Regions from separate parts of the Mus musculus genome. Here regions 2, 3 and 4 are each linked to region 1. A link is a loop called in an ENCODE intact Hi-C map of the cell type or tissue named here. Cell type or tissue: heart. All regions are shown on one strand. Each heading gives the region's core, and the rest is flanking DNA. Links, peaks and the distances in the headings are about the cores only. Region 1 has its middle 17 kb from the start of Gm35533. Region 2 has its middle 49 kb from the start of Gm35437. Region 3 overlaps Gm35101 (a long non-coding RNA gene). Region 4 overlaps Gm35101 (a long non-coding RNA gene).

Region 1 (8,080 bases), core at 956-5,955:
TACCTATGTACTAGGAAAAATTTTAATTTACTTATTACCTAAGTGTTTATTACTTTTACATGTTAAGTAGTTTGATTATCTAGTTCTATTATTTGTGACTTACGAAAGCAACACCTGATTAGTTCTGAATATTAGCTGGCCTCAGGAATATTCTTCTTTTTTTTTTTTTGTTCTTCAATGTGATTCCTACCCACATCATGTAACTGAATCCAACTAGCACCTTCAATGGGGTTGGAGCATCCAAAATAGACTCTCCCACAATGTTTGGCCATTGATGTCAATTGTATATTCTTTAGATGGAATATTGATTACATAAATAAATAACAGGAAAAAAAACCCCTCATACCCTTGTATATCCAGCAGTCTAGTGAAGAGTTTGTACTAATACAGAAGAAAAATGAAAGAAATTAATAACAAAAACTTTAACAATGAAATGTTTTGAGCTAGATGGACATAGTGGCACATGCCTGTAATTCCAGCTTGTGGGAGGAAGAGACAGACAGCTCCAGAGTTCCAAGCCAGTTTGAGTGACATATTGAAAACTTGTCTCAAAAAACAAACAAACAAACAAACAAACAAAATAAAACAAAAAAAATCAATATATTATATCTGCTGTGAGATGCTTCAGTGAGAAATGAAGCCAGGAATGCATTTGGGGAAATGTTTGGGCACTGGAAGATTTGAAATTTAAATAGAGTGACTCTAGGATCCTACTAAGATCATGCATTTGAGCAACGGTGTGTAAGCAGACTGTGTGTTGTGGGGTTTTCTGACAAGAGACCATTGTTTTGGCTGGAGGGGCTTGTGAGACAATTAGATGAGTATAAAAGGTAAAAGGGAAGAAAAATGAAGAGCTTCAAAAATAATTTCATAACTATGATTATGGTAGTTTGAAAGAAAATGGCCCCATAGGCCCAGAGGTAGTGGCACTATTAGAAGGGTGGAGTAGGTGTGGCCTTGTGGAAGTGTGTCACTGTGGAAGCATGCTTTGAGGTCTCAGAAGCTCAAGATGTGGAACTCTTAGCTACCCTCAAACACCGTGTCTGCCTGCAGGTCACTATGCTTCCTGCCATGATGATAATGCATTAAACCTCTACACTGTAAACAGGCCCCAATTAAATGCTTTCCTCTATAAGAGTTGCTGTGGTCACGGTGTCTTCTCAGAGAAATAAAACCTTAGGACATTTGCTTTTAGTGATCATGAGAACTACTGGGGAATTCTGAGCAGGAGTGCTTCTTTAGTTTGGTGCTTGGAAGGACAGCCTGAGCTGTTAGTGTGAGAAGAGACCGAGAAGGCAGGTGTGGGCCATAAGGCTAATCCACCAGGATTTGTAGCTTGGACCAGAAATAGTGAAGGATAAATGGATTCACTTATTTTTTTTCCCCACAGTGGATGCTTACTCTATCAAGGTATGTTTAGGAAAGCAACTGTAACTGGCTGAACCCTTTACACACTATTATGTAGTCTTTCTTACGCCAATGATTCCCAGAAGTTTATTTCCTACTTGGGTGTGTACCGTAATAATTTCCTTTTCACATTCCAGATTTTAGGGTTACCAGACAAATGGCCTGCCCTGATGGCTGGCTGGCATAGAAGGCAGACTCCATGTGGTATAATTTTATCTCATTTTGGTGCCATCTGACTTTGGCCAACATTTCTACACAGATGTTATTTGCCTGGATTTGAGCTTTGAAAATTTATTATTTTGAACTTGTGCATGCTCTAGTGACTCAACTTTGAATCATCAACAATGAACATTATGTTAGTTGTCCCGGAGGATATTACTGATATAAAAAGAAAGAGGGAGAGAGAGAAACTCCCAAAGAGGGAATCCTATGTAGCAAAGATAAGGCTCATTCAGACAAGAGGGGACGGAGATCAGGATTTAATGACAATGGTTCTTTCCTTCAAGTAGAGGGAAGGGGAACCCAGGAAGAGAATCCTTGACCTTCCTAAATCATTTCTACAGAAAGGTTCCATCCATTGCTCCAGCAACAGCCAGCTCCACCTGCCCGAGGGCCTCATAAAATGTTGCACTAATTCCCTCTGAGTTCTCAGGTAAGGTTTACAAGGGGATGGACGCTAGATGTTCTGCTGTGCTTCCTCAGTTCTTTCCTGCTTTAACTATGTTCCGTGTGTGTGTTTTTGTATTTTTTCAAATGAGAAGACTTGGAAAGGTTTGCCAGAGGTAGATTTGAAAACCATTCCAGTTAAGTTGTTGGACTTTCAGTTAACTAAGGAAAAGAGAACTGGGAAAGAGATCCTTACTGAAGATTCATAACCCATAGTTATTTGTAAGTGGGTTCATTGTTACCCATAGTTAATTATAATTGTAACTCTAAAAGAATTGTATGTAACATGTCTCATTTTTAAAGTCATACACCTATTATTATTATTATTATTATTATTATTATTATTATCATCATTATTATTATTTTGCCAATTCTTATCTCTTCTAGTGCCTTCCATAGTCTCGGAACAAAGATATCCCTGCCTCTACTGTTCCAGTCTAAATAATAGGTCAGGGATGGAGTGGTGCGAAGCAAAGAAGACCGGAGATACCCAGGTGCACAGCCAGAGTCTAATCATGACATCTTTTCTCCCAGAGCTTTGGAGACTCTGGACAAATCTTTCTGAGCCAAAGTTATCTTTCTCTAAAAATGCTTGGCTAGCAAGATGACCGTGGTATACTGTGGTGCCTGTCCCAAGGATGTTCAGCTAGGATGGACATGACTTCCAGAAACAGCACACTCAGCTGAAAACAACTTCCACTCTAGATGCTTATTTGATTTCAAGACCAGGAACTGCAGTGATTAGAGAGTCTCTCAGCAGCTGCTAGATCTGGGCGGGTCAGTGTGTGCGATTCTGTGCTGCTGGAGCCCCAGGTATCATATCGTATCTGGAAACCTGCAAAACGGGGGAGGGGGCATTTATCTTTGCATGTCTTTCGTGAGGAAGAAATTCTTCCCAGAAGGCGCAAGAACTTCTCTTCTGATTTCATCAGGTTGGTCTGGGTAACATGTGTGTTTCCCAGACCCAACAGAGTTGTGAAAGTGAGCGATGCACATTTCTTTCTTCTTGTGAGAAAGGCACTGTAGCAAAAGAAAAGCTGGGAGGGTCGTGGGTGTAGGGTAGAGAAGCTGTGTGGGCTCTGTGTGCCCTGTGCTGCTCGGCTTAGTGAACATTGGAGAGAGTTAGTTCCTTCCTGCTTCTATTTTCAGCACAATACTTCAAGTGCTCGCAGACCGCAGACTGGTGCCTGACCATTGTCCTTCCGTGAGTGCTGAATGGCCTGCCAGCTCGCAATCCCTTCTCTCAAACCAGGCTGACTTCTGTCCACCATGTAAATTCCTAGTTCTAAAATATAGCGAAACTTCTTAATACAAAAGTAAATCAATAACCAAGCCAAGCCAAACCAAACCAAACAAAAGCAGAAGCTAAACCCAGCAAGGAAAGCTACTTGCCTTCCATGTCAGGCATTCCTCTGGGGTCACGTGCTCTGACAGGAAAGGAGACATGTAAAAGCTTCCATTTTCATCGTCTTGCAATTTTAATAAAGTAAGTGGTGTCTCGAAGCATTTTCCAGCTGGATCCTTTTGTGATGTGTGATATATACTTTATGTTCATGCTGGATGTATTTTTCTCCTCAATCTGTTTTACCCAGGGCGAAAAATGGTTTTTGTTGTTTCAAAAAAAAAAAAAAAAGACATACTAAATATTTTTTCTTTTTTTTTTATTAGATATTTTCTTTATTTCCATTTCAAATGTTATCCCTTTTCCTTGTTTCCCCTCTGAAAAATCCCCTATCCCTTTCCCCCTCCCCCTGCTCACCAACCCATCCACTCCTGCTTCCTGGCCCTGGCATTCCCCCATACTGGGGCATAGAGCCTACTCAGGACCAAGGGCCTCTCCACCTATTGATGACCAACTAGGCCATCCTCTGCTACATATACAGTTAGAGCCATGAGTCAGGCACTGGCAGAGCTTCTCAGGAGACAGCTGTATCAGGTTCCTGTCAGCAAGCTCTTGTTGGCAACCACAATAGTGTGGTTTTGGTGGTTGTTTATGGGATGGATCCCCACGTGGGGCAGTCTCTGGATGGTCATTCCTCCATTCTCTGCTTCACACTAAATATTTTTAATGAATGTCATTTCCTAGTTGCTACAGCAGCAAAGAAAAATAACGTGAGCAAGGACCTTGGAGAAAGAACAAAGCTATCAGTCAGAGGGAGCTAGATTTGAGCTACAGCCCTGAAGACTCTAGAGCTGGTCGCTGTATGTAGAAACTGGGGCCTCCTGCATTTAATAAAATTCTAGGAGCAAAGCAGAGACTACACTAAAATTAGTTGACGATGACAGAGGCCTTAGAAGCTATACCTAGAAAAAAAATGTATAGAAACTTTTAAAGCAAAGCGGGAAAGTATGATGTAGGCTTTCCAACACAAACATTGTGAGTCAGGGAGTTCAAAGACAGATGAGAATACAGACCACACCAAACCAAAGATGCTGCTGACTGTGTAGCTAGAGCCCTGCCTTTCTCGTTGATTATGAAAAAAAGATTGGTACAATTCACAGCATCTGCTGTGACAACATAATGATTATTTATGAATTGACACAATAAAATACACATAGAACCATACATGTACATATGCATATAAATATTTAAATATTTAAAGTGCCCCTTAGCCATAGATACCTGCAAGATGAACATGGTCAAATACAAAAAGTCAATTCTCCAAAGGCCAAGACAGGAAAAAAGTAGCTTTTCAGCTTTACCTTAATAGAGATAAACTCTGATTTTGTGTGTTCCTTATGATAATTACTGGCGTCACTATAATCTCCACACTCCCTAAGCAAAAGCAGATCTCTACGACTTCAAGGCCAGCCTGGTCTTTCTATCAAGTAGCAGGCCTGCCAGGGCAAAATTAGAGGATCCCATATCAAAAACAAAATGAGCAAGCTAAGAAAAGCCTGTGACATTTTTAGTGTCAGCAAACGACAACAGTTTTAAATTTTGGAGTTGGAAGATGAGTTTACTAGTTACAAGAGAAACATTTGCATTATTTGGTATTTATTTTTCAAATATGTCTTACATGTTAATTTATTCCTCTAAAATGTATTACAAGTCTCTATGTGTTATTTTAATTCCATACTGATAGGCTGTTTCTCCGCTGCCAGTGAAATAAGACAATTCAAGCCAGATTAGATTGTATCAAAGGCAGGTTTATTGGGGAGCTGCTCTCAGGCAAATTCACTGGCCTCAAGGTGGGAGACCAAGGGAAGTCACCATGGGGGTGGGGGTAAGGCTGATGGCACACACAGAGACAAGAGGCAGAAAAGGGGAGAAGGGAGAGAGAGGGGAATTAAGAGGGAGAGACAGGGAAAGGAGAGAGAGAGGGAGAGAGAGACAGAGACAGAGACAGAGAGAGGGACAGAGACAGAGAGCTCCCAAAATGGTTGAGTTATATAGGGAGGAGCCTCTGAGGAAAAGGCAGCCTAGCCCATCACTGAAAAGTTTAAGGTTGGAGAGCAGCAAATGCCAGGCAGGGACTGAGGCATGCTTGGAGAATCTGGAGGCCAGGTCTGCTTTGGTATTTAGTCCCTTGTCCCAGGGTTGGAAACCAAACACTTACAGCACTTTTTACAATGGACTGCTCCCAAGATTAGCTTAATAAATTTTGGACATCTCATTCTGACTCCAGTATATTCCTTATTCCAAGTCTTCTATATTGATAATAGTATATGGATGTGCTTATTTATGTTAGGTTTGATGTTATTTTGAACACTAGATTTCGTGTTTTATAAAAAGATAAGGAGAGAAAGAATATGTTTGATGTATCTGTAGTCAGGTGTGGGGGAAGGGGGTGCCTCTGCGGGAACCAGCCACAGGATGGCACAGTATAGAATAGAGTTTATTTAGAGAATGGGGAGGGGAGTTGAGAGGGCAGTAGAGACAGAAAGGCAGAGAGAGTAGAGGAGTAGAGGCAGATCATGAGTACATGGAGAGAGAGGGTGGTGAGGGAATGGGGAGAGGGCAGGAGCAGGAAGGGGAAGAGCAAGACCAAGAGAGGAGCAACAGAGAGAGGAGGGGCAAGCAGCCCCTTTTATAGTGAGCCAGGCACATCTGACTATTGTCAGGTAACTGTGGAGCAGAGCTTTGACAAAATGCTAACACTAGAGAATTAGCTCTTCGGTATAAGTGCTATTAATTTTCAGTATTTTTGAAACTGTTGATTGGTTTATCCATCAACACTGTGATCTCAAAAAACGTGCTAAGAAATTTGGAGCATTTAATGTTCCTTTATAAGTAATGACAAAGACATTATTATCACTGTATCACATGCTGCATTTGCACTAACAAAAAATAAAAAAAAAACCCTAAATCTTCAGAATTCTTGCGTACTGCTTATGTATGCATCAATTTAAAATTGTATGTGTTTCTATAAGTTTTAAAAATTGTTTTACTGTTATTGGTATGTTTGTATACCATGTGTGTGCTTGGAACTTGTGGAGTCCAGAAGAGGGCCCTGGATCCCTTAGAACTTTAGTTAGGGGTGTGAGCAACCATGGAATGCTGAGACTAGAACCCTGGTGCCCTGCAAGAGTAGCAGCTTTTTCTAGCCCCCGAGCAGCCATCTTTCCGACCTTGTGTTTCCAGAATTTTAATTTTTAAACAATGTATTGTTGTTGTGTTGGGTGTGTGTGAATGTGTGTGGATGCATGTGGAGGTAATGTGTGTTTCAAAGCACATGTGGGGATATCAGAATACAACTCCTCGGTGGAGTCAGCTCTTCTACCTTCACATTAGATCTAGGTATTGAACTAAGGTCATTGGGTTTGTATGACAAGGGCTTATTGTTGGTGGTGGTGGTAGTGGTGGTGGTGGTTTCTCTGTGTAGCCCTGACTGCCCTGGAACTCACTCTGCAGACCAGGCTGGCCTCGAACTCAGAAATCAGCCTGCCTCTGCCTCCCAATGCTGGGATTAAAGACGTGCTCCACCACTGCAGGACTTTAGCCATTGAGTCTACTCAGTTGCCCAGTTTCGAGACTGCTTTGTCTTGTTTCGTTCTGTTTAAATCTTATTTTAATTGTTTTAAGATTTTCGTACTTGTCAGCTTCTAGATTTTTATTCCCTTAAAGTGAATACAGCTCTTTCTCCTGCAATTGATGTATATTCTTAGCTGGGAAGTCATAAGAAATTTAATGCTAGACCACAGTCTTTAAATGCTGGGGTTGATCCATACATATTTGTATCATAGGATAGAGGGACAGATGTCCTCGCTCTCTAGTTTTTCATGATAACTCAGGGCTGAGTATTATGTGACACTGAAATAAAGGGACTCATTTAAGAATGCATTTGACAATCCCTGACAAAGCCTCCAGGAATCTGCTCATCCCCAAGAACTGGCCTCCTCAGAGTCAACAGTTAAAACTCTCAAAGAGGGAGAGCCCTGTTTGTTTACTCTATTGTAGTGTGCTTTCAAAGCACAATGGTGGGAGAGGTTTGTTCTAGTTTTTCCTGCAGGTATTCCCTGGAGAATTCATTTAAAAAGAACACAACAGGCTCTCTGTGCCTCTGCTGCAGCAGACTCTCTCTCTAGCATTGTTTCAGCTTAACCCCTTTGAGGTGGGACCACGCCTTTGTTTCTGACTTCCTGGACTCTAAAGGTTGAATTTCAGGTCACCTTAGTACACTTAGATTTCCCTCTGACCCATACAAGCTATAAATTTTTCTTCAAAAACAATTAAAATAAATACACGTCATTAGATGGACTACTGCAGTGTGGGAAAAGTACAAAGACTAGTTGCTTTCTTCTAGACGTTGTTATTCACAGAGGCAGAAGAATCCATTGCAAGTGAGGTTGCTTCCAAAGATAGTGTTTCAAGAGCATGAAGCATATGTAAGACCGGATGAGAATATAATGTTGAACAAGACCAGATTCAGCTTTGAGCAGAATTAAGACTCATGGAGATCTGTGGTTAACTCGTCTATCCCTGCTATTTTGTCATGTTTCCCTCACAGTGCACCGATGTTTGGTCACTGTATTTTTTCTATTCAATCTTTCTTAGCAGTTCAAA
Region 2 (8,080 bases), core at 1,107-6,106, 210 kb before region 1:
GTAATCTAAATGAAAGGCATGCTACAGATGGAAGCTGAAAATCCTAACCAGCTAGTTTTCAAATCTTATACCTTAAGAGAGCCCCTCCCATTCCTTTGCTCATTCATATGCAAAGTGCAAATTCTCCAGGAATAATTATCACTTTCTTTTATTTATAGAAAACCTGTAACTTTGTGAATGGAGAACTGCATCTGCTCTGCCAGTTTTCTATACATATACTAATAATTACTATTGTTAAGACCACGGGTTAAATTTTGAAAATAGCTATTGATAATTAGTAGGGGTGCCATTCATTTGCTTCAAGTGCAGAGGAAACCACACAGTTAAAAAAAACTATAATCATGATGTCTTTGTCGGATCCAACCCATAATTTCTAATGTCGGAATTTTATATTCCCATGGTGCAGGATACCATTCATTTTGTCAAATTGCATACGTTAAACACACACACACACACACACACACACACACACACACACACACACACACACACACAGAGTATGCTTGAATAAATAAGCAGAGGTACGCAGGAATTCACTTCAAGCCATTTCCTCTATTTAAGGGATAGTTCTCAGGCTAACCTATGAGTTGGTGCTTTTGGAATGTAAATAGAACTTTCTCTAAGAACATTTGAAGGCCCCAGAAACCAGCATACCACCTTTCAAGTAGGAATTGCTGGATTTTCTTGTTGATCCCACTGTTGCTATAAGGACAGTAACTTGGACACATTAGTCTTCTCTTTCTGTATGCATGCTAACTTCCAGGGTTTTGGTAAGAGCAAATTGTGAGCGAGCTTACTCATCATTTCTAAGAAAGAAGCCCAAGTAAATGTTCATATTAAAGTGTGTTGAAAGAAGGGTTTGGGAAACAAGGCTTGGTCAGTAAAGGACTCATTTGTAAGTATGAGCCCTGATTTGCATCCCCATAGCCACATAAGAAGCCAGACTCAGTGGTGTGAGGGTCCAGTCTCAGTACTGGAGAGGCAGAGGCAGGTAGATCCCTAGAGACTGCTGGCCGGGAGCCTGTCCAAATCAGTGAACTTCAGATTCAGTGAGAAATCCTGTTTCAAGAAGTCAGGTGAGGAGTGAATGAGAAAGGCACTTAATATTATCCCTTGGTCTCTACACACACTGACACACACACACACACATACAAACACACACATACGTGTACACACACTCATCCACACCCAAACGGCATTGACTCAATGAATACGAAAGGAATGGTCGTTTGAAGAGCTAGTTCTTTTTCGATCTCTGTGACCTCTGATTTTTAAAACTAAGGGGCTCAAGGAGACTATTGACTGGTAGTGATGATCTCTGCCTTGGGACCTTTCGATCAGTTATTAATCAGCCTTGTATGTTTCTGCTATCTCATATGAATCACTGAGTCACTAAATGAACTTCAGTGTATCCCATTCACCAGTAGTAACAGCTCCTCTTACAAAGAATGGGGTGGGTGGGTGCAATGTGCAAGTGACAGTAATGAATCAAAATGTGTTGGTGGCTCTATTCATTGGTACATTCCTCTAAGAGTCCAAGTGAATTATGGGTAAACATCCCGTAACTAAAATAGAACAGACTCTGACCTGTATCAGTTCTCTCTCATGATGTGATGCATCCATAGGGACGATGTAGAGGCACTGACAGTCTCCGTGTGCCAGGCCCGCTCAGCAAAGAGAGGCAGTCTGTCACCAGTGCTTGAGAGTTCCATCCACTCAGACATGTAGTGAATACTTGCCATGCTCCACACACTGTGGAAGAAATGAATACTCAGATCTGGTTACTAAAGCATGCTTGCACGAGTTATGAGAATAAATGGAGAATGACTGGGCACTGTTCTGCCAGTCTGTAACCTCCATGGAAGAGCTGGATTCTACAAAACTGAGGACTATCTGTCTTTGGTAAAGAACATGCCCTCTGATGAAATATTTACTCATATTTTAAACACAAAATTTTCTAAAAATTAATCCTCAGGACTTTTGTTTATTTTCTAATCTATCATGTTTTATATCTGGGGACCATTTTATCAATATATAATAAAAAGTAATAGCTAACTTAACGTAAAGGACATATTATATTGTGGATTGTTATAAGTACGTAATGCTTATGAAATTATTTCATCTTTGTGTTGTCATTATGAGGAGGAAATACTAGCATGGCCACTTTGTGAACGTGGAAACTGAGGAATAACAAAGTCAGTCACTAGTATAGGGCCACCTTTAGCTGTGGGATGCATCCCACTCCACTGCTTAACTTCATATCACAACACTGCTGACCATTAAGTGCCTTTACTGTGTTTACTAATGGAGGAACAGATAGATTGACTAAAGAAGTGGGAAGGGCACGCGACTCTGTGGATAAAGTGCTGTGCAAACATGAAGCGCTGAGTTTGAATCCTCAGAACTTAGGTAACTCAGGCAGGAGCTATCCTGAGGTAGCTGGCACTTTTTGATAACCCCAGAGCTCCCAGGGTGGCAAGACAGAAAGAGGAGACAAGAATCCCCAGAAGGTGTGGGCTAGCTTGCCTGGCATATAGAGAGAAAAACAAAGGGAAAGGTTTTGAACAAAGTGAAAAAGAAGGACTGGTGTTTGTGATTGTTTTCAGACCTGTATATGTGCACATGTATGTGCATGGATAAATAACACACACAGAGACAGACAGAGAGACAGACACACAGACACACAGACAGACAGACACACAGATAGACACCAACACACACAGTGAGACAGACAGACACTGACACAGAAAGACAGACAGACACTGACAGACACATACACAGACATACAAACTGACATACACACACAGGCAGATAAACAGGCAGAACTCACACACACACACACACACACACACACACACACTTACACATGAGGAGACAGGCAGACAACAACACACATATGAGAGAGACACACAGAGAGACAGAGAGACAGGAAGACAGGCAGAGAGGCAGAGAGACAGATTGGTTAAAAGAAAATGGAGCAATGCATTTTCATAGTCGTACTAGAAATGATTCATATTTTTCTCGGCATGCGGTGGGTTCCTAAACATCCTCCCATCTAAAGCTACCAGCAGTCCTGCAGAGCAGAAGACAGTGCATGGACTCATTACGCATATGGATCGACTAACCCTCAGAGACGTTATATGACTTTCACCAGTTCTCCCAGTTTTGAATTGGTGACTCAGACATCAGCTTTGCCAAGTCCTCTGCTGTGGATAGCACACAACAACACTTCCTTTATAAGTGATTGTTCTGCATATTTTGAGAAACAACACTAAACCAGAAATATTAGCAGTGAAGTACTTCAGGGGAACATGTTACAAAATCTGTTATCATATCACATACTAGGGATATAACATTTGATATGTGAGCCATTTGATAGTGAGACCGGTTGTGTTGGGCATCTCAGGAATCAATGGATGAGTGTTTTTAGGCGTCTGCTCTTTTCTTTTTAACCACATTGAGATATACTGTCCTACACAGAGCTTGTCAAGGTGTAATGTGTAAAACAGATCATTGTCTGAGCACAATTAAAGCCGAAGTAAACAACATGACTGATTCTGACAACCTAACCACACCCACTGGCAATCTTCCTTAAAACCACAAGAAGACAATGGAGTAGCTTGTGTTGAGAGAAAATTTAAAAATAAACTCTAAGTTCTTGCCAAGACATGATAAAAGACGGAATCTTGACAAATGCTAATGAATAAAAATACCTAGGCTTATGTAAGGTGATGTTCTCCATTCTTGTTTTTTAGAGGGGGTTTTTTGTTTTTGTTTTTGTTTTTGTTTTGTTTTTGTTTTTTGTTGTACCTTTTTTTTTCTCCACGTAGCCAATATTTTTCCTCTTTTCTGATAACTATGTAGAAACTGCTATTTTCAGTAAGAGAATCTTTTAGAGTATAGATCAGGAACCATACATGGATGAATTTGAATTTTGTAACCCATGAGAACAAAAATAAAGGTTTTAATTCTACTTTGGGGATTAAATGAGATGCCATAGTTCTTTACCCAGTCACTCATTCATGTTTTCTTTGTACTGTTCTAAAACACACTGGCAAACAAAATCCTCGCCCATAGATGATCTATTTAAATAAGTACTGGAAATAAGAAACTTTCTATGATAATTCATGATAGTACTGGTTCGGTGTCATATGAGGGATGTGGGGTTATAATCCGTATAAACTGATGCAAGCAATGGTCTTTGATCCTTGGTAAGCATCCTATTGAGAACAAAAGTGGAAGTTAAAATGTGTTTTAAGATGAGTCCCACAGTACCAAGTAACTGCTTATTCATCTATATTTGCAGATGTCTGGGGTGGGCGGAGCAAAACTCATTGACAGCAAACGTACTGCACAATGATGCAATCAATCCTGGCGTCTGATTAGCCCACTCCTCCTCACGAGCTAAAAGTACCCCGCTTGAAGAAAATGATAATCAGTCAATAATTGGTATCAATTAAGTATGCTTACTTCTTTATGTGAATATGAATCACCCTCTTTCTAGGAATCTGTGACGGTGTTGCAAACTCAAAATGTATTCATTTACGCACTGCAGAAGGAAAGAGAATACAAGAGGTGGCGGTCTGTGAATGTCACAAAGAAGGAAGAACCAGAATTCCACAGCTATGTGCAGATATGAAGGAAAGGAAAGTATTTCAAACTTATGGGAATAGCAAGAGTCTTGGGCTTTGTTTTATGGTGGCTTTGTTTTTGTTTCGACAATGAAATAAAAAAGGCAAGCAGAAAATCTGGAATTTTAGTATTGCATGCGTGGTTGAAGCTGTATTACTGAAAACGGATGAGGAAATTTTACAAGCTTAATTGCAATGCAAACATATGAGACAGAGTAGAGGATCTCTGCTGTTCATCTAGAAGCGACATCCAACACATTAGAAACAGCATCTGTGACAATGGCACTCTCATATTAACTGAATTGAAGCACGACAAATATGGGACTCCTAAAACCTGTGTCAATTGTTGCAATTAACTTGACACACATAATTTGGATTATTATTAAACAAAAACACCTCAAGACCTAGGATTAATTTTATGTTGATTGGTTGCTGTCTGCTCTAAGCATGTATAAATCTAGAGGCTGAACCAAGTAAAAGAAAGTTGGGCCAAAGCTATGGATAAAAGAACTATCAGAGGTAACAAAGAAATATCCTGAGATGACAGTTAGGTAGCTGACTTAGTTCTCAGCAGTGGAACAGCATCCCAGGATCAGTGGGTCCAAGAGTAATTCATTAATGAAATACTTTCTGTGTCAATGAATTTGAGATTACTAAACTGATAGTATAAAGCTTAGAATCATTAGCGAGAGATCAAAAGCAGATAAATACTTAAAAACAAAATACAGTACCTAAATCCATGCTAAACAAAAGAATCAAAACAAGGACAGAGGACATGGTTCAGTGGCTAAGAGTATTTGCTTGTTATAAAAGCAAGCAGATTTTAGTTCAAGTCCACAGCACTGATGTAAAAGCAATGGAGTCAGGCAGACACAGTAAGCGAGACCTTCTCAATGGCCACAGTAATCAGACTGGCAGAGGGAGATCTCTGTATAGGCATATCTTTCAACCCATGTACTCATACCCAAAGGAATAAAACAAGAGCAACAAACAAAACAAAAAGCAGCCAGCGTCAGTGGGGCATTCAAAACATTGTGCTTTGTCAGCAATAGGAAGTGACCATGATACTACAATGCTAGCTAACTTTCACTCCATATCAATAGATAATCAAGATCAGCAGAAAAACATTTGAAACAATATAAGAACAGAATTCAAAACAATCTTGAGTTATAAGGGTTCTCCCAACCTGCACAGGGTAAGTTAAACAAACAATCGAACAAACAACAACAAAAAAAAAGGAACGTGGAGAGGGGTGAAAGAAAATCATGAGTCAACAGTCATGTTTAAAATGACAGGAGGAATTATTTTGGACATCAGAGAATAAGTTCAAGGTAACAGCATGGACAGTGAGCTCCCAGATGTTCTTTACTTTTATGAAATTTGATAAATGTACCTGAGGAATGTCTTCTATTAGCATCGATTTCCTACTTCCTCTTTCCTTGTTCCCCTCCATGTACGTACAACTGTCTGGTTCCCTCACAAATTCATGATGTTTTTTTCTTTAATTTTCATTTTTACACACACATACATATAATATATACATATATACACATATAAAATATATTATATATACATATATTATATATACATATATTATATATACATATATATACATATATTATATATACATATATTATATATACATATATATACATATATTATATATACATATATATACATATATTATATATACATATATTATATATACATATATATACATATATTATATATACATATATATTCTATACGTATATATTATTTAGGCATGTATATATGTATATATTATTTAGGCATATATCTATATATATGCCTAAATATATAACTATAACCTGCTAATTGTCAGGCAGGCCATACATAAGATGATGCATTTTAAAGAAAAGACTCTTACACATTTACTTTTAATGAAGCATCTATCACGGTACAACTTGTATTGAGTGTGTCCGTATTTGGTACATGTAGCGCATATCTGGAAAATTGTCTGGGTCTGGAAGAGTAATTGAACAGTCTATGGATCATAAGTCTGTTGTGTTCTGGGTTCACTGGGGACATAAAATACTCGCTCAATTTTTGGGGGGAGGCCAGTTTTGATGCAAAACTTTTCACAGAACCAACAGGTTATACACACACCAAGGTTTATTTTAAAGAAATAGGGTAATAAAGATGTTGAGTCCCATATTGTGTCATATAGAACCTAGAAACCTAATCTGACTCTGAAGGCCTGAAGACCAGGCTCGCTGGTGATGTACACGGGGTTTCCACTGCTCAAATACATGCTCTGGACTGTAGCTCACTTAGGATCATTATCCTAGTGATAAAACTGTGACCAATAGCTAAGTAGAGAAGAAAGGCTTCATCTGGCTTACACTTCTGCATCACTATTCATCATTGGATGACGTCAGGAAAAGAATTCAAGCTGGGCAAGTCTGGAGGCAGAGGCTTGGGGCAGTGATGGAAGAATGCTGCTTACTGATTTGTTTCATTTCACTCTTGCTCACTCTCTTGCAGCAGCTCAGGACTTTCTCAGCCTGCTTTCTTACAGAACCCAAGACCACCAGCCCAGGGGTGACCTTGCTCACAAAAGGTTGGGCTGTCACATAGAAATCATTAATTAAGGAAATGTTTATAAGCTAGCCTACATCTTCTGGAGTCTTTTTTTTTTTTCTTAATTGAGACTCATCCTCCTCCTAGTTGCATCAAGTTGATATAAAACTAACCAGTAGAGACTTAAGACTGCATTCCTTTCTGGGACATGAGAGAGAGAGAGAGAGAGAGAGAGAGAGAGAGAGAGAGAGAGAGAGAGAGAGAGAGAGAGAGAGAGAGAGAGAACATAGAACATGAGTATATATGTGTGTGGAGGTCAAAGGGCAACTGTGTGGGGTTGGTCCTTCCCTTCCACCTTTATGTGGGTTACAGGAATTGAATTCACATCTCCAGGCTTACACAACAAGTACTTTTTCCCACTGGATCATCTCGCTTCCAAAATGCCCTTAACTGTATAGGAATGAATAAAAGCACAAATCAGGCTGGATCTGGCCCATGAGCTGTATTTAAAAATCTTTTCTAAAGTATTAATAACAAATTAGTCAAAAGATTATCTAGCTGGGTGGGGTGGGATATGCCTGCAAGCCAAACAGTCACAGGCAAAGGTAGGAAGATCCAGGTAAGCCTGGGGTACACAGTAAAACCTTGTCCAAATATATATCTCCAAAGCAGGAAATTGTGCAGAGTGGGGCGGGTCAGTCCTGCTTCCTGTCTTCCATCTGTTTCCCTAATATGCTGTGATCCATCTCACCATTTCTCTCCCATCTCTCTCTCCCTCGTCTTCTGTGCTCTTGTATTAAGGGAATATTGGTTTGTATTTTAGTGAGAATCAAGCTGCAGGGTCTGAGCCGGGACTCCTCAGATACAAAGATCCTTCTGAAGATGAGACACTCCTCCTCCACCTGGCT
Region 3 (8,080 bases), core at 1,663-6,662, 480 kb before region 1:
ATGTGAGAGGCCTGTGGGCAGCGGGATGGAGATGAAGTCCTGGAAGAAGCCTAGAAATTGGTTGCTCCACAGATATGGGTGGCTGGACAAAGCAGAACACTGGATATGAGACCCAAGCCAGACCTAATGATTCAGGAAGAGGGTGTGGATGGGGAGAACCAAGAAGCCTATGAGGCTAGACCCTGGAGAAAGATGTGGAAGATCTGGCTGGCTGGACATGTTGGATTCAATGCAGAAGGGACATGTGGTTGGTGACAGTTCTATATATATATTTTTATCCATTCATCAGGCAATAGATACTTATATAGGTCCCATTTCTTGGCTGCCATGAGTATTGTTATAGTGACTATAGGCATACCTTAACCTGGACATCTTTGTTGAAGCATTTAGCTTTTTTTTTTTTTTTTTTTTTTTTTACTTTTAATAAATACAAACGGTTCTCCTTTCATCTCTGTAATCCTTAAAACTCCTGGTTACTCTAATGTCTCTTTTCCCTGATCACACCACAGTCTAGCACTTTTCTGAGCTCCTCTGACAATTCAGGGGTCAGAGGATAGCAATAAACAAGTAGATGGTAACATTCTGTTTGGCGACTGCTTCTGAAGCCCTCCCTTAGTAAGTAGATAAAATATCTCCCTTTCAAGGCAATGCAGGTGTTAGTTTACTAAACATCGCGCCACACTGGGCCACAGGCCACCATTTTCCCAGCCTCTGGAAATAATATACAACTTGTATCGTCCTCAGTGTCAGCAGTCATGTTTTCAATTGTTTGTTATGTTCAACTGTATCTCCCTCTGAGATACCAATATCTTTGCTATAATAACAAATGAGCTCAAAAGTTTAGTCAGTCTTTCTTGCTTATGTAACAGAGCTTTGGAGCACCCACTGTTCTGTTAGAGCGGAGACTCTCAACCTGAAAGATCACCAGAAAACAAGATATTTACATTTTGACTCATAACTGTAGCAAAATTACAGTTATGAAGTAAAAATGAAAATAATTTATGGTAAGGGGTCCCCACAACCTGAGGAACTGTATTAAAGCATTAGGAAGGATGAGAGAACCATTGTGCCAGAGGCTTTGAGGGAGGTGATCTCTGCTCTGATATCTTTCCATCTTATGACTCAGGCTAAAAATCCCACACCTGTACTTCCAATTCATGTCTCTTAATGAGTCAGCCCTGATTGAAGGGAAGCGATCTGGCGCCTTGTCCCTTTGGCTCACATTCCATTATCCAAACCAATTTACACTGTTTAGGATGAAATTATCAGCATAGAATTACAAAAATTTTTATAAAGAAAGGTTACATAGATAACCACAAATAACAAAATGTAGTTCTCTATCCCTGCCCATCTTCACCACCTGAAGAAAAATATGTTACCCTCTAAAAGGAAAGAAAAAATTAAAAATAGTAGAAATAACCTTAGTAGAGGTTGCTTAGAGAGCAAGCATATGAAAGATGTTAACTTGACTAAATCATTTTAAAAAGAATCAATAAAGATGAGAAATAATTGGCAAACTGTTAAAATATGTTCAAAATAAAAAAGGAGTTTCTAACCAGGGATATGGCCAATATTGCAAGAAAATCATATGAAGAATTTAATGGGAAACAGTGGACAATGTAGAGGAATCTGTATCACTAGGAGGGCAGTTCCAACTACTCAGAAAGAATATGAATCCGTGATTGTTACTTTGTTACCTTAAAGACACCGATTAATATAAAAACATAAGATTCAGGAAGTTGAAAGAGGAGAGCCAGACAATTCCATGGGCAAATGTTACAAAAGTTTGAAGAAATAAATGCATTGATTATAAAAGAAATGTTGTAGAGAATAGAAACTGTGTATCATTTACAGTTTAGGCTCACTCGAGCAACACACGTCTTAGAACAATACTCCAGTGGTTTTGAACATAACAGAGTTAAGTGAGAGAGGTACAAATGATCTCCATGGGTGTATTAAAGCTTTGGATAAAGCTCAACATTGGTTGGAACCTGAGTAATGGCTCAGCAACTGAGTTGCTTTTGTGAAGAACCCAAGTTCAATTCCCAGCTTAAGTGGTGGCTTACAACTAACAGTCTGTCACTCTAGCTCAAAGGCATCTGATATTCTTCTGACTCCTGGAGGCACCAGGTAAGCTCGTGACACACAGGTATACACAGAGGCAAAGCACTCATACATGTAAGATGAGATAAATAATGTAAAAAAATTAATTCATCATTGATTACTGATTAAAAAACAGCTCAAATATCAGCAAAACGAGAACCTACCTAGGCATAGTAATCAGAAAAAATTTTATAGAGTATTGTAATTGCTTCCTCTAATAATGCAAATAGGACTGGCAGCGTAGCTGCTAGGCAGTGGTCAGGTTTGGAGAACAGCAAGGAAAGCAAAGGAGACAGAACATAATGACTACATGGAAAGGAAAAGTATTAGTTTTAACATAAAGATCCATAAAATTGCCAGATAAAATGTTAAAGCACTTAGCCTTTGAAGCAGAGACAACAAGGAAGCACAGCAACAGTGAGAACACACTGCTTATCCCTTAGGACACTGTAAGTTCCTAGAAATATGCGTAATACAATGTATCAGCATACAACAAACGCATAACCTTTTACTGAAAGACAAAAATAAAACTTCACGTGGACATTTCACTACAGTGACTCCAAATCTTCAATATAAACACGTAGATCCTGAATCTCAAGAGATAAACCATCGTGAAAGTTTGCAAATTGTAGTTTTATTTATTTATGTTTTATTTTCCAGTGCTGGTATTAAACGAAAGTCTCCCGAATGCTTCCAATCATTCTAGCATCTGCTATATTACATCCCTAGCTCGTTAGAAGTCCTTGATGGACAGATACAGAACGGCAGAGTGGTAGGATGTTATCGCCAAAGCAGACCTGAGGATCACGAAAAGAAGTGATCACGGAAAACCTCCGAGATATGCCAGGTGACATAACAGGTGAGGAAGGTTAAGAAATGATACATGGGTGTTGTGGGGCCTTGGTGTGTGTGTGTGTGTGTGTGTGTGTGTGTGTGTGTGTGTGATACTGTGTATATCTCTGTATAAGCAGGCATACGTTGTTTATTTACACACACATACATACACGTGAAGGCCAGAACAAAGCATTAGGCATCTTGGTTTATTGTTCTCAGCCTCCTTGAACAAGGGTCTCTTACTCAACCTGAAACTTGTCTTTTTTGACTAGGCTACTTGACCAGCAAGCTCTTAGGATCCTCTTGTCTCTGCCTTCCCAAGGAACTGGGGTTCTCTCGAGCATATACAGACATGGCTTTTCATAGGAAATACTCTAACCCACTGTATTATCTCCCTGTCCAGAGGATTTGTTTTCATTCTTTTAAAAAAATTTCTTTCAGTGTTTTTCTTTAAAAAATTGTCTAGTACTCGCGTTGTTTAATTCATCAAAGTACAGAGCAATCCTTGAGTAAACTGTTTCAGTATATTATTGCCTTGTTGGTGTTGAGGGGGAGTGAATTTATCCAAAAGATAATTGGTATTAGGTTTTAGTTTTATTATATGTCTAATTCTATAAAGGCAACCATAAACAGTGTTTGGTTTTCTAGGTGGCATAGCATTTTAAACCACAGCATGTGTGATAAACAAATGGACAATTCTTATATATGAATTAAAATAGCTATTACTGCATTGGGCAGTTTTATTTTTTTAAAAACCAGGTGGTTCTACCTTAAAAAATTAAACCACCAAGCTAGTAAGATTTTGCAATGGGTTCTAGGCTTGCCTAGAATGTAAGCCTATATTGTAGAATGATACAATGTAACTCCAGGCATTTGGGACAGGTACTGTAATGAGAGCCTATTATTGGGATCTAGCTTTGAATGGTCCTGGGCTTCCCATTTTAAGTAGAAGCTTGTATTAGTGGACAAAGTGTTTTATCTCCACTGACGGGAAACCTAAGAATAGCTGTTCTTTATGAGTCATGCAAACACATTCCAAAAGGGCTTTCTTCTCTTCAACATCTGTAGTAGCCTTTCCTGTCCTTTCTCACTACCTCAGCCCAGGTAGAGCTGGCAGGCAAGGGAGAATGGACAGTGGCTATTTTTACTCCATTGAATTTCAATAAAGGAAGACAAAATAATTCACAAGAACCAATAATATTCAGTTCTCAGTCTTCAGAGACAAAGTGTGGCCACGAGTGACCCTTGGGGACAGGAACTATACATAGAAGAGATCTTTTTCCAGCTTGTGGTTGGTGCCAATTTTCCCCCCAGTGTGGAGAATTCTGGCACCCCGGTTGGGCCCTCTTTTTGCTCTCTTTAGTGGGCATGATCATTACTGATTTGTAGAACACGTTTCTCCCTTGAGTACTATTCAACCTTACCTGGAAACTTCCTAATTTTGCTTTTTCATGAATTAGTCTAAGGTAGAAAGATGACATTTGGGGCTCTGAATATGACACAATGATATTGTGTTTATATATCTAAAATTAGGAGAAATTTAAAAAAATTCTATTAAAGATTGACCAGTTAAAAGCATTCCCGTTTCCATGACTCAGAGAAATGGAGAACTATAGTATGATATTTTGGGGGTGGGGAGGGGAGCTTTTGGCTGAGGAACTGGAAGAAGGAGTTGGAGGCAGGAGGTTGGCTCTCACTGAGTGGTGGGATTCACTACAAAACATAACTGTCCTTTGGTAGTGAAGCGATGTCTGATTTCTCTCTTCCCACAAACCGTTCTCTCTCACAAAACATTGCTCTCACCTTTACTTGCCGTTGAGCAGACAGACAGGATACAATATTGTGAGGCCCCATAGTGTAGGAGAAAGATATACCATTCTTAGTGTCTGTGCTTAAATCAGGGCAATAAAAAGAAAAGAGACAGAATGTACATGTGACAATTATAAAAGAAAACCCATATTTTAGAAAGGGTCAGCTTCTAGCTTTCTTGCACATATTCTTGAGCCAATAGAGATGTTTTCTCTGTGTGATACTCTGCCTGAGCTCACCATTAAAGGCTTAACAGTATTATTGCTAAGGATGAATGGCTTTGTAAGAACAGGGAAAATATATTAGTATATTTTCTAGCTGAGCATCTATGGCTTCGTGGCTTGACCTCAGAGGAAACAATCACGCCCATTCTAGTTGGGACATGGCACTTTTCTATATAGGCCTAGTCGATCAACAAATGCCCAGCATCCAATAGAGCAAACGAGTCAAAACAACCGCCTAACGAAGCCTCAAATTAAAGTGTTTTTTTTTTCCCTCTCGATATCCAGCATGGCAGAGCTAATGGAGGGCGAATTCTACAAAAATAGTTTAAACAGTGCCAGCTTTCCGAAGCAAGAGGAGGGTCCGTGGCCAGCATAGACCCTAAGGATTCACAGCTGCAGATGTCAATTGGAAGAGGTAATAACCTTTCTCAGCCCTACGAGCTGGCTCATTATTCTGCAGCAGACCTGTCTCTAATGAGAGACCTCTCAGATCCTGCGAAGGTGCCAAGAGGACAAGTACCTTCCATGGCAGTTTTTCTGGTTGCCATGATTTCATAACTGGCTTCAGTTTCTCTTTGTTGTGCGCATGTGCAGCAAGGCAGCAGGAGAAAGCAAGAATACACCCGCAGAGCTTTTGATGGGACCGGCTTTTTTCCTTTCTCGGAGCTTATTTCTGCTGCCATCTGTATCAAAATAACGTTTTTACACTCCATTTGAATACATGCTGGCTACTTAGCCTTCTTCATTTATTTTAAAGCTCCTGTTATCTACCTCCGCTGTTTCCAACCGAATACATATTTTCCTGAAAGCTTTCATTCTTTTTACTTCCCCAGGTGTCTATTTCACTTTCTGCTTTGCTTTGTACTTACACCATCGGAGGGTATGGGGGAAATATTTACATTTGTAGGATTATTTAGCTTTAGTTATTTTAGGCATAGGTTAGTTAAACCTATCTTATAGGTGACTCTACCTTTCCAGAGCTCTGAAATTTGAAAATTGCTTGAAAGTGGAATATTATTCTGGTGTGTGTGTGTGCCTGTAGCTCTTATAAAAATTTTTGGGGAAAGGTTGTCTTTGGAAAAAACAATCAGTCCTGAAAGATTATAAATATGTCACGGAGGTGTGATTTAAAAGTAAAAAAAAAAAAAAAAACAAAAAAAAACAAACCAAAAACCAAAAAACAACCACCCCCCAAAAACCCAAAACCAACCAACCAACCAACCAACCAAATAAAACAACAACAACAACAACAACAAAAAGCATGCGATTTCTAATTATCTCTCAAGGGAGATATTATTATCTTATGAAAAATATTAACATTGTCACCTAGTCGTCTCAGTTAAGGGCTTGGTTAAGCAAGCTGCATTTTGTCTTCTATAACAGCTGGAAGACATGACATTTCAAGTGCAAAACAAACACCCCTTCCCAAACAGCAGCAGATTTATTCCAGTCTCAATGGAAGATGGATGATGGATTCATGAAGAGATATCGTTTCCTATGCCAGCTGTCATCCTTTCAGAATGGCATTTGCATCAAACTGTACCTAGAAGGTGAATGAGATTGTGAGTTGTAGGTGCAGAGTGTATCTGCCTATTACTATGAAGGGAACTATTCCATCTTGTGTAATAGTTACTTCTTGAGTATCTACTGAACTCTTCCCAAGAATAAAATATCTAAACTGCAGGTTTAACTCAGTGGTAGAAGACTGAGCAAATACTGAGCATGTAGCAGGCCTCATGTCTGATGCTCCACACTACATAAACAAACAAGCAAGCAAATGAACAAACAAATAAACCAGCAAGCAAATGGAGTTTTCTCATCGAGGAGTTGTGTCTATTGGAAGGGAACAAATTAAAAATGTCTATTTGTAGCGTTACTCTGCAATAAAAGAGTGTCTTTGACTATCACCAGTACCACAAGAAACAAAGAAAAAAAAGCATCATATTAGAAGCATTCTAAAATTATAACAAAGGAGATCATCTAAATAGTTGCTATGCCCTGAACATAGAATTTGAAGCAACTTAACCTCTTTCACCCTCTTTAATTTCTTTTATCAAAGTATGGTTTGATTATGGTGTCTACTTAAGAAGCCAAACTTCTTTAAAAAAAAAATCAAGTACACTGCTCAAATCTACACAACTAGAAAGAAGCAGAGCAGAAAAGAATTTGAGCTTTGTATCTCATTCGATTTGGGAGACTTTGTCCTCAAATACCATGACGCACCCCTGCTCTCCGACAAGGACAACAGTTAGTATTTACTGTGCAAAGTAACCGAGTCGATTACACTCTACCACTAAATCCATGTAGAGTGTAAGCAGTTTATCTTCTAAGCAAGGTTTTGTGGTGATTAAGGAGTGGACACAAAGCTTGAGCCTCTCCTCCGCATGAAGAGATGGCAGGGCTGGCTAGCTCAGCTGTTGAATAGCAGCAGCCTTGGGCCTTGTCAGGTTTAGGGAGCAGTGGCTGTCAGCAGGAGGATACCCAAGTGTTTGGAGACTGAGAAAGGGCCAAGATAGCCAGCTATCTTGATAAGACACAAGAAAACAGGGAGTTGTTTATGCAGCAAAGTTTCAGGGCAAGTAGGAGGAGGGGGAGATTAAAGCTTTTGGCCTTGAATATGAGGGACACCTTTCCTTTTCCTTTCTTTTTATTCATTTATTTATTTAGTCACTTTATGTCCCAATCGCAACACCCCCCCCCCTCTCCTCCCAGTTCCACCCTCACATGCCCCTTCCCCCCTCCCTTCTCTTTAGGGTTGGTGCCATGGGTACCAACTAGTGCATCAAACAACAGGACTAGGTACATCCTCTTCCACTGAGGCCAGACAAGGCAGCCCAGTCAGGGGAAAGAGATTCAAAGGCAGGCAACAGAGTCAGGGACAGGTCTTGCTTCAGTTGTTAGGGGACTCCCATGAAGACCAAGTTGCACCTTTGCTACATATGTGTAGGGCTAACCTTTCCTCTTAAGACAAATGGGTGGGACAGACGAGACACAGCAAAATGACAGCTCCTTATAAATGAGAACACATATGTATGTTCTTAACTCTTTGCATGGGATAAATGGAGTCCACACCTCCATATTTCAGCTTTGATGTTAGCTTCCACAAGATC
Region 4 (8,080 bases), core at 2,064-7,063, 470 kb before region 1:
TTCCCTCTTTCCCTTTGAATCTTTTTTTACTCTTCTGCAATAATTTCATTTCTAGTTTTTCTCTCTAGTTCTCTTTCCACCTTTGCTCCCACTTTTATTTTTCTTATTCTTTGATTTCTTGCTGCCCCAGGAAGCTTCTCCTGAGCTGCAGGATTGTAGAAGGTCACAGGACTTGGGCAGGGCGTAGAGCCTCTCTCTCTACCTCAGACATCTCTTGCTTTATTTCACTCTCTACCTTCTTTCACCGATCCTGAATAATTCCTCAGAGTTTGGGGGTCAGGCACCTCAACTGAAAATGTAGCCCAGTGCTGAGATCTCCTTTGGAAAATGAACGGTAGCCAGTTCTCTTTTAAGTGGTTATTCTGAGTGCTGGCTTTCCAAGAGGAGGGGATGATAAGTCTCTTTCATGTCTGAGGCTCACCCAGGGAGAAATTTTATTGCTTGATTACTCTTAAAGAATGAAGTTAAAGAAATTTTTAGGGAAAAAAAAGCAGAAAGGAATGACCAATTTTAATAGTTTAACTATAAAGGATTTCCACACTTCTGGCTTTTTTTTTCTCTCCTGATAGAGAAAAGAAGCCATACCTAGGCCTTTGTCTTGCCAGGCAGCTTTCATCTGCTCCCCAGGACTGTACCGTGCTATTCAGGAGGAAGGATAACAGAGGGTGAGCTCAAACCTCCCTGGGTGCCTTAAAGGCCATCTCTTTTAGTAGCTAATCGACTGAACAGACAAATTCACAAACTGTGGTTGTATAGAATTTAATCAGCTCCCCTCCCGTTTATTCTTCTTGTCTCTCAGAAAGTAGGTTTCACCTCCAAAGAGCTTGGAATCAATTCTGAAATATATAAGATCAGCTTTTTCCTGCCTGCGATTGTTCTTGAGATGCCAGCCAGTGACCTAATTCCCCGTCTCTTCTTCCAGACTCTGCAGGGATTTCAGCAAAGCCACCTTCATCCCTCAACTGCAAACATAACCCAGTGAGATGACCTTTTGCTGCAAAAGAAAACCTGAGGCTCCCTCTGAATGAAGCTGTTATTTTTTTTAACAAAGCATTTGCTTTAGACAGTAGTTATAGAATGCGTATAATACTGGTAATTATTCAAGAGGGTGTAAGGACTACCTTATCAGTGTGATGGTAGGGTAGCTTGTGCTTGGCTCAGGAGGAATATTCCCGAGTCAATTGCTTCTAATGCTACTTTTGAGATGTGTCGTCTTTGAAGAGGTGAAGAATACATCTTCTGTGTTTTCACATATTAAGTGGGGGAAGATGGTCCCATGATAAAGAGCTTGGAGGAGGGTTCAAACAGATAGAACCAAGTATGCACAGAACATAGTGTCCACTCAACATAAACACCCAACGAATGGTGGCAAATACTTTGGCCAGTTGAGTAGAGGATAGAACGTGAAGAGATGGAATATCACACATTTCTGGTTTCAGCCATACTGGGACAGATTGGATATTTTTGCCTGGGTTACTCTCCAGTGAGGCTGTGCCGACTGATGCTCAGGTACTCCTAGGATACATAGAATTTCTTAACCGAGTGCAAAACTTTCTTATTGGACAATGATAGTACCAGGGAATATAAGTAATTTAGAATGTCAAAGATTATCCAGATGGACATTAACAATAAAAGTACCTGGGAAATTGATTTTGGGGGTAGGTGGGTGATAAGCCTCAAAATTATTTTCACCTCTTTAGAAAAAGACGTAGAGCTATTAAGCAGAGCAGGTGCATCTCACTCCTTTTTTCTTCAGAGATTTTGGTACAGCACACAACATAGCACTCGTACTGGTGCTAATGATGCTGGACACAGATGATGAGCAACTTCTCATGGGGGAGAAGAGGAACATGGCATATCAGGCAGACAATGGAATAGTTATGGTGATGTGCTTGAAGGTGTGGGCTCTGGAGAGAGAATGTCTGCATTTGAATGTGGGGGTCCCTGTTTACCAGCTATTGGATAATTCATTTTAATCTCCATGCATTTTAATTTTCGCAGCTTTTAGATGTGGGCTGAGCATCCTTTCCAAGACTGTATGAGCTCAGGTGCTCAGTGAATGGTTACTTTTGTTACTATCAAAGGTTAATTTCATTTTATATGGCCTTTTGGGGTGGGGGGAGCAGCCATTTCTTCCTGATCCAGGCTTTGGACAATAGCTTTACCTAGAATAACAAAATACGTTTAGTTTCTAAGATATTTGTTTTAGTTGCTAAGTTGAAAGGCACTCTTTAGGTTTCTCAAAGGAACTTTATTTTTAGAAGCACAAGTGGAATAATGTGAAAACTGGAGGACTTTATGCAATAGACCTTACTACTTATATCCCCAAGTGTTACAAAGACCAACCCTAGAAGTTCTCATGTTAGTTGTTAGCACCACCTGCTAGTTAATGTATATGACCAAATATCAAGCTTCAAGACCATTTCAGCCTCTGCCACCGACTAGCAAGTCACCTTACCTCACTTAACCTCTTTCTCCCAGCTTTCAAATTAGGATAATAGGGTATTTCTACCCACATAGGGGTGATGGGTAGCTCAGCTAATTGATGTTTGCAATATGCTAGGAGATAAAAGGCGCTATGGAGATGTAACCTGCATTAATAGGAGAACAAAGCAGGATTTTAAGAATCATGGGAGGTATAACAGAACTAATAGATACATTGGGCAACAGAACCTGGAAGACAAGGAGGCTGTAACACTGAATCATCATATCTATTCTAGGTTTTGAAAAGCCCATTCAAAGAACGTATCTCTTTATATTTAACAGCTAATTTCTCTGTGTCATAACACCTTCTATCTTTTTCCAAACACACTGGTTTTAAAGAAGGTAGGTGAATATCACAACCAACGTCCAGGCATTCTACTTTTTGCTGAACCATGACCTCCATAACCATGAGGCATTTGCTCTAGATCAAAGACCACAGCTTATCTAGAAAAACTAGTAGCTAGATGCCCTTATTTGTAAAGAGATGATTTTAAAACTTTACTTTTCTCCATCCCAACTTTCAGTGCAGTTCCAGTCAGCAGCCTGGTTCACCTGTCAGTGTTCCCAGTAATAAAAACTGACTTGATCAAAGCGACCGGTTCCCATTTTGTCATTAGACCTAATACCTGTGTCCAAGCCATCTGGTTTGACAGCCATAATAGTTGAAATATTTTCCCTTGCAGACCCCAGAAATGCCCCTTGGGGCAAATAAGCATTTGGCAGCCCGAGGAAATATCAGTAGACAAGGACGTTTCCTGCTTGCTCTTTCTGAGGTCGCATGCAGAGGAGTGAGAGCAAAGGGTAGGGACACCTGCTGTTTACTTGACAGATTTATAGAGGCTTTTCAATGGGACATACAATTTTCAAGGCCCCAAAGAATTTTATCTCATTTCTTTCTCTAGCCCAGCAAATAATGAAATAACATGTTGCTATTCACCTGCATATGTCAGTAACCTTGAGGAGTTTTAAAATTTTGCAGAAATTAAAAAGAAAGAAAGAAAGAAAAAATTGCCATTCACACAAAAATGCCTTTTTCTTTTCTTTCTCTTCTTCTCCTTCCCCTCCCCTTGCCCCTTCTTCTTTCTTCTTTATCCCTTCTTCTTTTCTCCTCCTCCTCCTCCTTCTTCTTCCCTTGAGGAATACATTTCTCCACCTTTCTTACTGCCTTTATGGGAGTTTTTAACTGACTATATATATTCTACAAGAGCTCAGAAGGACCACAAATTGGGGTCTGAGGAGACAAGAAACAAACAAACAAACACCAGACATTCCATCCTTTAACAATGTAGCCTTGATTGCCTTGGTACATAGTGCCTTTCCATGGAGTCATAAATTAGCATTCAATGGCATCTTGGGGTTTCCACCAAAGTTGTAATTTGCATGTTAGCCATTGACTTGCATCAATACATGTGAATCTCTTAGCATTGCACAGATCACACTAAATTCAGTGATCAACTGAACAGCAAGCATTTGAGCATCTTGCTTCCTTGCATTTTTGCCCTGAAAAAGTTGGGATTTGTGAGAACTTCAAACCTACTGACTTTTTCACTAAAGTCATTTGAGGTGAATGTCAGGGAAGGAACTTGAGAGACCCAGAAGGGCAAAAAGAAGGGAGTTTGGGGTTGTCTTATTTCCCTTCAATAGTGCACGGTATCTTGAGTTTGTTTTTGAATTCTGCTCCAGGAAAAGAGCCTGCCAAATTCATACATGAGATCTCAAGTTTGCCACAAGGACTCCAGTCATTTCCAAATTCTTGAAACAATAAGCTATAAATAGCCCCAACAATGTCAGGATTGTATTGGTTTCCGCCTAATGTCCTCTGGCTGAGGGCCTTGCTCCTAATCCTTAGGTGGAAAGCAGAGATTCCGTCTGAGCTGCAGGTCGATCCATGGCCTTTTCCAAGATTAGCTGAAAAGGCAGCTTGCAGGAAGTAGGTGTCCTAGCCAGGCACTCGTTGTGGGGTTTCTGAATTATTTATTGTGTAAGAAGGCTCTTGGCTTTAAGCACAGGGAATATAGTTTCCCAGGACACAGGCTTAAAAATAGATGCCTGTCCTTTTTCCCTTCACAGTATTTATGTGCAACCAAATTATCCTTCCCCCCTCTCCCTCACTCCAGGTCCATATTCTCTTCACTTCCAGTGGCAGAGGACGCTATTGCTTAGTTTCTTCTTATTAGGGGTTTCTCTTAAGCTGGCTCACTTCTCCAGGGGAAAAGATTTTTGCAATGGGCAATGCAGAATGACATCCACAAATTCCCTGTGATTCATCTCAGTAGTATTTCAAATGGTAACCCTCCCTCCAAAATTATCATTGCATTTAAGCGGAGACACATAACTGGAAGATTGATTTTGACTAGGCACATGGTTCATGGTGTTTTCATGTTCCCAAAGAGTGCCTTGATGATACATTAATTACTGCTTTCATCTAGATGGGTCCATCTTTAATTGCTACACCCTTCATCCAACCAAGTTAAGGATTCCTAGGGTGAGGACTATATGGTGGAAATCCTAACTGCCCTTCACTTCTTTGATTCTGCTCAACTTGTACATTGTCTGGATGTTGGCTGCTAGGACTTAGCATGAATCTTGGAAGAAACACCATTATATAACAAAAACAATGGGAGTTGTGCAGAGTATGCCCATAGCAAACACTTGATCTTTGCAGGAGCATTAAGGAAAAAAAATCCTGTGAAGTGATTCCCCCCACTTCTTTTGGAAAGGAAAAATTCATTTGTAATCTGTTCAATAACTCAAGCAAAGGTCTATATCTTTGCATAACTTCAATCTTGTCTGTTCAGGCAAATATTCCAATGTGTGTTCACATAGCACACTATATATTGTGCTACATGCTAGAATGAGAAAGATGCATTGAGAATCCTAAGGTCTTAAGATAGCTGACCATAAATATATATCATTTAAATATGCCATGTGTATTTCTAGGGGGTGTACCTTAAATTGCTGAGCTCATAGTCTGATCTTGTCTGTGAATGGGAACTAGTCAAGTAAATATTTGCTTTTGTCAGGTGAGCTATTTGCTCTATTTCCAGACATTATTGCCTAAAAGACAAGGTGAGTTAAATGTCTTACTATTTCATTGGAAGTTTTCTTTGGGTATGGAGATCTGAATGATAAAGCTAGTTAAAGGAAACTATGAATTTCCTGACTTTCAATTTCAAGGTAGGTTCAGCACTAACCAAGAGCAGTGGTTCTCATCCTTCCTAATACTGTAACCCTTCAATATAGTTCCTCATGTTGTGGTGACGCTCCAACCATAAAACTATCTGTGTTACTTCTCCATAATTGTAACTTTGCTACTGGTATGAATTGTAATGTAAGTCTCTGTGTTTTCCGATGGTCTTAGGCTACCCAGGTGAAATGGCCATTCCATCCCCACAGACTGAGATGCAGAATAAGAGGATGTGCTGTCTGGATCCCACCAGGACTTTATCCAGAATACTCTAATGGTACTCTAAGGTCAACAACATTCTGAATCAGATGATAAATTATTCAAGTTTTAGAGGTGGCATCGACTCTGTGTCAATGCTGACATATCAATGAAGACATACCTCAAGTCGTTCTAGTTTGAAGCAGCCAGCTGCAGATACAATGTAAGAAGTGTGCATGACTTGTATCTAGCCAAACTTTATAAAAATCAGAAAAGAGCTGGACTTGGAGGCTGTGCCATTAGTTTGCTCAGGCTACAGCAGTAGATGGACGAATCCGATATTGCCTGCAGCTAAGTGCATTTAACAGTTTTAACTGCCAGAACTTCAGAAGTTGAGTAGAGCTCCAACAGATTTTCTTAGACTCTTTGTATTACACACCTGATTTTCATAAAATCCCGTACAAAGAGTGATGATGGAAAGAACCGAACTTGGCTCCAGCTCTATGAAGCTTTCGGGGCACATATATCCTTGTGAATACACAAGGAGCCAGGCAGCTTCCCGAAAATGATTTGTTTTGGTTAGAATGGAGAGAAGCCCGAGGAAAAGAAGGTCCAGCGACAGGTCCAAAGTGGGATCCAGCTCAAGGGGAGGTCCCAAGGCCTCACGCTATCACTGAAGCTATGGTGCGCTCACAAAAAGGAACCTATCATGACTGTCCTTTGAAAGACCCAACAAGCAGCAGCTGAAAGAGTCAGAAGCAGATATTTACAACCAACCAATGGACAGAAGCTGCTGACCTCTGTGGTTGAATTAGGGGAAAGCTGGAAGACGATGAGGAGGAGGGAGACCCTGTAGGAGGACCAGCAGTCTCAATTAACCTAGACCCTTGAGATCTCTCATATACTGGACCACCAAACAGGCAGCATATATCAGCTGATATGAAGCCTCCAACACATATAGAGCAGAGGACTACCAGGTCTGGGTTTAGTCAGGAAAGATACACCTAACCCTCAAGAGACTTGTGTCCCAGGGAATTTAGAGGTCTGGTGGGATGGGGATTGGGAGTATCCTCATGGAGACAACGGGGCTGGGAGAAGGTATTGGATGTGGAACAGTCAGAGGGTAGATCAGAAGGGGAATAAAATCTGGAGTTTAAAATTTAAAAAATTATTAAAAAATACCAAAAAATTCTCTAAAAAAATACAGATTGAATAGAAAAAAGAAAAGAAAAGAAAGTAGTGAAGTCAGAATAAGCTATGCATGTGTTGAATAAGGCCTCTTTCCTTTCTCATCACACTTGCTTTGATTGGTGATGATCCTTATAAATGATTTATTTATTCTAGCTCGTCCATACAAAAGACACAAAATCTTGGTATTTTATCTACAAGCTGGAAGCCTAGTTTGGGCAGGTTTTGAGCTATCCTAACCTACATCCCAGCCATATGCACCTTGTTCCTTGCTGTTCGAGTCTTTCCCAGGTTATTTCTGTTTCATCAGCCTGTCCTCAGGGTCCACATCTCCTGGCCATGTGCTTAGGGCCCCTCTCCTCTCGTGGTGGTCTCCTCCTCTCTCCATCGCCTTTTTCCTTTTCTCCCCGGTCATTCCTGAGACCTTCCTCACTTGATCCTCAAGTCCCACCTTTCTCTCTCTCTACTGCCCAATCACAGGCTTTTATTAACCAATTAACTTTCAATGGCAGAGCAAAGTTTACATAGCATCACTTGGTATATGGTGAAGATCTGCCGGTCAGGCACAACCAGACTTTGGGAGCCAGTATTTTGCATTTGAATACATAGTAGCACTAGACCAACCCTCAACAGAGCTTTAGATAAGAACAGAGTCCACAAGGAAGAGAAGAGGATTTCTGATTCACACAGGCTCTCATACCCTTGTGTCTATGCTCCCACCTCCTGCTGGAAATAATGGAAAAGAGAAGTTGATGCTGTTTATTATTATTATTATTATTATTATTATTATTATTATTATTATGCAGTGCCCATTGCTGTCCCAAAGCTCACACTAATACAATTGCCCATCTTCCCTTGTTGCCTTGACTTCATAAGCACTACACAGTCATAGGTGGCATCTGGCAACTTTGCAATTAATTTTGTTGTCATTTCGTAAAATAATCTCATCTTTTCATCTGTCTCTCCTGCTTCCCGTAATATTCACAGATAGGAAAACAAAAGTTCTTTGAGGAGAAAGCTGCA

What was found. Peaks named below come from ENCODE experiments on the same cell type or tissue, not always from the same donor. Only the 100,000 strongest peaks of a DNase experiment are listed, where the experiment ranks them.
Region 2: it touches region 1 in a loop (2.8-fold over the local background); 2 of 42 quality-filtered maps call a loop at or near these places.
Region 3: a loop joins it to region 1, with 2.5 times the contacts of the local background. A loop is called at or near these places in 2 of 42 quality-filtered maps.
Region 4: it touches region 1 in a loop (2.6-fold over the local background); 2 of 42 quality-filtered maps call a loop at or near these places.

The regions. Positions count from the first base shown.
Region 1 is chr10:100,157,194-100,165,273 of GRCm38, forward strand. No RefSeq gene overlaps it. Among named protein-coding and RNA genes, the nearest start is that of Gm35533, 17 kb to the left of the region's middle. In heart, for the core only: no CTCF peak of the experiment used is centred there; DNase peaks (open chromatin) are centred at 2,858 and 3,248; H3K4me3 peaks cover 533 bases; H3K27ac peaks cover 1,626 bases.
Region 2 is chr10:99,948,340-99,956,419 of GRCm38, forward strand. No RefSeq gene overlaps it. Among named protein-coding and RNA genes, the nearest start is that of Gm35437, 49 kb to the left of the region's middle. In heart, for the core only: no CTCF peak of the experiment used is centred there; no DNase peak of the experiment used is centred there.
Region 3 is chr10:99,672,815-99,680,894 of GRCm38, forward strand. It overlaps Gm35101 (a long non-coding RNA gene), which reads left to right. Exons shown (of 5, transcript XR_380741.2): 3 at 2,764-2,962; 4 at 5,256-5,385. Among named protein-coding and RNA genes, the nearest start is that of Gm35101, 16 kb to the left of the region's middle. In heart, for the core only: no CTCF peak of the experiment used is centred there; a DNase peak (open chromatin) is centred at 4,087.
Region 4 is chr10:99,682,863-99,690,942 of GRCm38, forward strand. All of the region lies in intron 4 of Gm35101 (a long non-coding RNA gene), which reads left to right. Among named protein-coding and RNA genes, the nearest start is that of Gm35101, 26 kb to the left of the region's middle. In heart, for the core only: a CTCF peak has its summit at 4,221; a DNase peak (open chromatin) is centred at 4,369.